Linked DNA regions of Homo sapiens: region 1 is linked to region 2. A link is an interaction called in ENCODE POLR2A ChIA-PET data of the cell type or tissue named here. Cell type or tissue: MCF 10A. All regions are shown on one strand. Links, peaks and the distances in the headings refer to the core of each region. The heading gives the core; the rest is flanking DNA. Region 1 overlaps LSM12 (LSM12 homolog). Region 2 overlaps NBR1 (NBR1 autophagy cargo receptor).

The links. Peaks named below come from ENCODE experiments on the same cell type or tissue, not always from the same donor. Only the 100,000 strongest peaks of a DNase experiment are listed, where the experiment ranks them.
Region 1: POLR2A ChIA-PET joins it to region 2 with 5 read pairs; 2 of 35 experiments call an interaction of 5 or more read pairs at or near these places.

The regions. Positions count from the first base shown.
Region 1 is chr17:44,042,884-44,045,796 of GRCh38, forward strand. The region is part of intron 2 of LSM12 (LSM12 homolog); the gene reads right to left. Among named protein-coding and RNA genes, the nearest start is that of LSM12, 22 kb to the right of the region's middle. In MCF 10A, for the core only: no CTCF peak of the experiment used is centred there; a DNase peak (open chromatin) is centred at 1,458.
Region 2 is chr17:43,189,472-43,192,384 of GRCh38, forward strand. It overlaps NBR1 (NBR1 autophagy cargo receptor), which reads left to right. Exons shown (of 21, transcript NM_005899.5): 8 at 117-331; 9 at 1,138-1,305; 10 at 1,901-2,110. Among named protein-coding and RNA genes, the nearest start is that of NBR1, 20 kb to the left of the region's middle. In MCF 10A, for the core only: no CTCF peak of the experiment used is centred there; no DNase peak of the experiment used is centred there.

The DNA.
Region 1 (2,913 bases), core at 220-2,719, 850 kb after region 2:
GTAGAGACAGGATTTCACCATGTTGGCCAGGCCGGTCTTGAACTCCTGAGCTCAGGTGATCCACCCACCTCAGCCTCCCAAAGTGCTGGTATTACAGGCGTGAGCCACCACGCCTGGCTCCAAGCATAGTTTTATAGCAGAGGAAGTAAACCAAGTGTCTAATTCTTTGTTTATAAAATTAAGCACTTTCTCAAGGCTTAGGTTTGACTATGAAAAAAAAGGAGGCCTTCAATTGCCATGGGTATTCTTGTCCTTGCAAGTTTCAAAGACTGTCTTAGGAAGGAGGAGCAGGCGTGAGCACAGAAGGCCAGCTCACGCTGTCATTTCAGCCTCCCCGGGTAAGAGAGGGAAGAATGGCAAAACCCTGCAGTGATCTGAAGCCAGAGCTCCTTTTTCACAGGATCTCTAGGACATGGAGAGAGACAAATACAGCAGCAATATATATATAATCTTTCAAGACTGGCTGCCATTCTGGCCCTACCAGGCTATAACTTTACAGACAAATAAACACACAGGCTGACAGCATTCCAAGCAGTGGCAATCCCAACTGTAACAAGAAAGCCTTGTAGTTTCTATGGAAAGAGCTGCTGATGATGTATTTTAAGCAGCAACAAGCAACGCTTACTCAAGCACCAAAAAAACCCCGGTAACAAGGAGGAGTTTCCTTTTTTTTTTTTTTTTTGAGATGGAGTCTTGCTCTGTGGCCCAGGCTGGTGCAGTGGTGCAATCTCAGCTCACTGCAACCTAAGGAGGAGTTTCCTTGAATCTTGCTTTCCAAACAATGCCTTAAGAAAATCTGAAGTCGGCCAGCGCTGTGGCTCACGCCTGTAATCCCAGCATTTTGGGAGGCTGAGGGAGGAAGATCACTTGAGCCCAGTAGTTACAGACCAGCCTGGGCAACATAGTGGGACCCTGCCTCTATTAAAAAAAAAAAAAAAAATCTGAAGTCTTTAAGGAAAGAAGGAAAAACTGGAGGGTGGCAGAGCTCCTGGGAAGCATCTAGTGGACAGGCGGGCATTTACCTTATAAGCAGGCTGGAAGATCTCACTTTGAAACCTCAATCCCCTTTAAAAACGTTTATTCCTGAAAATCCAAATCATCTCCGAATGCTGGGTCAGAGAAAGCTGCTTCTATAAAGCTTGTGTTGACTAGATAGTCTGAACGTTCAAAGAGTAAAATGTCGTTGTCACCTACATAGCAGCTTAAAAACATAACATCACCCCATTTAGTAAGAGACAAGAGTTGGCTCAGGAAACCAGGCATCTATGCAGAATGTTTAAGAATGGAACTGACAAATTAAGCTAGAGAAGGGGAGAAAAAAAAGCTGGAAGAAGAGCCACTTGAATTTTTGCCAGAGAGAAAATAAAATGGATATAAATCTCAGCCAGAAGTGATTCTTTAGACAGGCTGAGTAACAATGACACACTGGTTATAGAACAATGATTTCAAAATACACCCCCCACCCCCGCCAAAATACCAGTTGTGCAAGTGCAATCTCCCCTAAAGTCTCCAAAAGCAAAGGAGAATGGACTAGACAATTCTCTATTTCAATTCTAATGCAAACATCCCAAATGCTAAATGATGTAAGGGAGCACTTAGAAAAGTCAGCAGAAATGACTGTAAGCTGACTGTATATATTTTCAGTTTGCCCCCAATATACTCAACCTACAGTAATGCTTTAGGGATCCGGACTCAGCTACACAGATCTGCTTTTACCAGGAAGCTGTACAAATGGGATAAAATCTCCTAGAGAGGACCCCATCAATTAGGGGTCCCCATCAATGGGGGAGACCGCTCTCAATAAAAGAAACTAGAAGTGTTTCCTTTTTTCAAAATTGAGGGTGGGGAGAAGGAGATTACCTTGCCCTTTTTTGTCATGAAAACTCATGCAGAACATGAATATGCCTTCTTTTGTAAAGCAAACGATTATCACTCTACCCTCAATTTAGCTGCTGTACAAATCTAAATTTTCCCACATATTTTTGCAAATGACTATATACCTATAAATGGCCCAATTATTCCAAGTTAGTAAGTTTATGGTTTTTGCCAAACCACTGGAGAGAACCAATAAAAGCTGCCCTCAGTAGAGAAAGTGTAGAATGTGCCTTTTAGGCTTGGGAGGGCCACCAAGATTACTTTTTAAAATCTATTTCTTTTTTTTTGAGACAAAGTCTTGCTCTGTCGCCCAGGCTGGAGTGCAGTGGTGCGATCTCAGCTCACTGCAACCTCCGCCTCCCAGGTTCAAGGGATTCTCCTGCCTCAGCCTCCCAAGTAGCTGGGATTACAGGTGCCCACCACCACGCCTGGCTAATTTTTGTATTTTTAGTAGAGACAGGGGTTCACCATGTTGGTCAGGCTGGTCTCGAACTCCTGACCTCGTGATCTGCCCGCCTCAGCCTCCCAAAGTGCTGGGATTACAAGCGTAAGCCACCATGCCTGGCCTTAAATCTATTTCTATAGTTTTTCCTTTACTAGATATTTCATATAAATGGAATGATACAATGTGTTGACTTACGTCTCTGGCTTCTTCCACTTAGCACATTTCTGAGGTTCATCCATTTTGTTTCATGTACCAATAGTTTTTTAAATTGCTAGGAAGCATTCCACTATGAGGATACAGTTCTACCTTTTATATATTCATTCACTAGTTGATGGACAGTTGATCAAAATCTGAATTGTTTCCAGTTTTGTTTTTTGTGTTTTCTGAAACAGAGTCTCACTCTATCACCCAGGCTGGAATGTAATGGCACAATCTCAGCCCACTGCAACCTCCACCCACTGGGCTCAAGCAATCCTCCCACTTCAGCTTCCCAAGTAGCTGGGACCACAGAAGCACACCACCACGCCCAGCTAAGGTGTTGTATTTTTTTGTAGAGACAGGGTTTCACCGTATTGCCCAGGATAGTCTTGAAC
Region 2 (2,913 bases), core at 131-2,630:
TTATTGTGTTTTTGTATTATACCAGAGACAGTTAGGTTTCAGATCTATTGATATCTTCACATTTTTTTCTGATATTGGAACTGAGTTTTTTCCCTACCTTCTGCTCCATATTCTAGTTCAGAGAACAAGTGGTTAACGAAACGGTTGAGAAGCTTGAACAGAAATTACATGAAAAGCTTGTCCTCCAGAACCCATCCTTGGGTTCTTGTCCCTCAGAAGTCTCAATGCCTACTTCAGAAGAAACATTGTTTTTGCCAGAAAACCAGTTCAGCTGGCATATTGCTTGCAACAACTGCCAAAGAAGGATTGTTGGTGTCCGCTACCAGTGTAGGTAAGCAGTTGCTTGGGAGTAGCTAGCTAGTGATAGACCTTACAGCTTTTACCTCCCTGGCTTTCTGTGTAGGTAAAGGGAAATTAATTGTACCCTGTTTCTGAGCATTAGATGTTGTAGCTGTGAGTTGGAAGCACAAGCTACTCTTCACCCACATGCTTTGTATGTTGTAACTATTCAGATTGTTGTGTTCAAATGTGCATTTGGATTAGCAAAGCCAGGCAAAATTATGTTCCCCTGAACGGACAAAATTAGATCACTAAGGGTAGTTCCTCGGTTGTTCCAAATGCCTTTTTTTTTTTTTTTTTGGTGACAGGGTCTCTGTCACCCAGGCTGGAGTGCAGGGTGCAATCATGGTTCACTGCAGCCTCACCCTCCCAGGCTCAGACAATCCTCCCACTTCAGCCTGCCAAGTAGCTGGGATCACAGACTGCCTTTTAATTATTTTTTTGGAGATGGGGTCTCCCTATATTGCCCAGGCTAGTCTCAAACTACTGGACTCAAATGATCCTCTTCTCCATGGCCTCCCAAAGTGCTGGGATTACAGACATGAGCCACTGTGCCTGGCCCCATGTACTTTCACATCTTACCTTCCTCCCATAGATTTTCATTTAAAATGGATATGGGTTAAGTGTTATTATCCTCATTTTATTAATGAGGAAAATTGAGGCATGGCATAGTCAGATGGCATGCTCAGGTTACCTGCTAGTTGGTACTGGAGCAAACATAGAAGTATGGTCTTATATCTCCCTACCCCAGGTACTTCCTATTCTGCCATTGTGTATTGTGCCATTCTTTCCCCACAGCCTATGCCCATCCTACAATATCTGTGAAGATTGTGAAGCAGGGCCATATGGCCATGACACTAACCACGTCCTGCTGAAGTTGCGGAGACCTGTTGTGGGCTCCTCTGAACCGTTCTGTCACTCAAAGTACTCTACTCCTCGTCTTCCTGCTGCTCTGGAACAAGTCAGGTAAAACCCTCTACATGGAGATGCTTATTCTCTGATTGACTTCTTGGTTCTGGTGACAGGGTATGAATCACAAAACTACAGATAGTCTCCTTAGTTCTGCTCATTTTCAATTGATGTGCAATAATGAAGACAGTTATCCAAAGTTAGTGAAATAGAAATAATAGCTATAAAAAGAAATTAAGAAACTAAAGTAGGCTGGGCACAATGGCCCATAACTGTTATCTCAGCAACTTGAGGGGCTAAGGTGGGAGGAGTGCTTGAAGCCAAATATTTGAGACCAGCCTGGGCAACATAGCAAGATCCCGCCTCTACAAAAAAAATTTAAAAATTAGCCAGGCGTGGTGGTGCGTACCTATAGTTTCAGCTACTTGGGAGTCTGAGGTGAGCAGATTGCTTGAGCCCAGGAATATGAGGTGGAAGGGAGCCATGATTAGACCACTGTACTCCAGCCTACATGACAGAGTGAGACCCTAATTCTAAAACAAAAAAAGAAATTAAACTGGAAGCTGACACTGATGGAAATTGCAATTGGCTCCACATAGCTTCAGAATTTATTTGTGACTTTCTTTTAAGACTTGCTTTTATTATCTCACAGGCTCCAGAAACAGGTTGATAAGAACTTTCTTAAAGCAGAAAAGCAAAGGTTGCGAGCTGAGAAGAAACAACGTAAAGCAGAGGTCAAGGAACTTAAAAAGCAGCTTAAACTCCATAGGAAAATTCACCTGTGGAATTCAATCCATGGACTCCAGAGCCCCAAGTCTCCTTTAGGCCGACCTGAGAGCTTGCTCCAGTCTAATACCCTGATGTAAGCCCAGGACTGGGGTGGGAGCCAAAACTTTAGGCCCAGCTCTCTGAAACTGGAACTTCAACCAATTTCCGTCTTATTTATTGGTAGCCCTTAACACCTAAATCTTTAAAACTTTCCATTATCTGGTCTTAGTATTTTTTGTTTGTTTGTTTTTTGAGACAGAGTCTTGCTCTGTCACCCAGGCGGTAGTGCAGTGGTGCGATCTCGGCTCACTGCCAGCTCTGCTTTCGGGTTCACGCCATTCTCCTGCCTCAGCCTCCTGAGTAGCTGGGACTACAAGCACCCGCCACCACGCCTGGCTAATTTTTTGTATTTTTAGTAGAGATGGGGTTTCACCGTGTTAGCCAGGATGGTCTCGATCTCTTGACCTCGTGATCCGCCCGCCTTGGACTCCCAAAGTGTTGGGATTACAGGCATGAGCCACACAGCACCCGGCTTTTTTTTTTTTTTTTTTGAGATGGAGTCTCGCTCTGTCGCCCAGGCTGGAGTGCAGTGGCATGATCTAGGCTCACTGCAACCTCTGCCTCCCGGGTTCAAGTGATTCTCCTGCCTCAGCCTCCTGAGTAGCTAGGATTACAGGTGCATGCCACCATGCCCGGCTAATTTTTGTATTTTTTCAGTAGAGATGGGGTTTCATCCTGTTGGTCAGGCTGGTCTCGAACTCCTGACCTCATGAATCCGCCCGCCTTGGCCTCCCAAAATGGTGAGATAACAGGTGTGAGCCACTGCGCCTGCCTGGCGTGGTCTTAGTATTATTAAAGGGTGGTTTGGTAGTTTTTTGTTTGTTTTGTTTTTGAGAC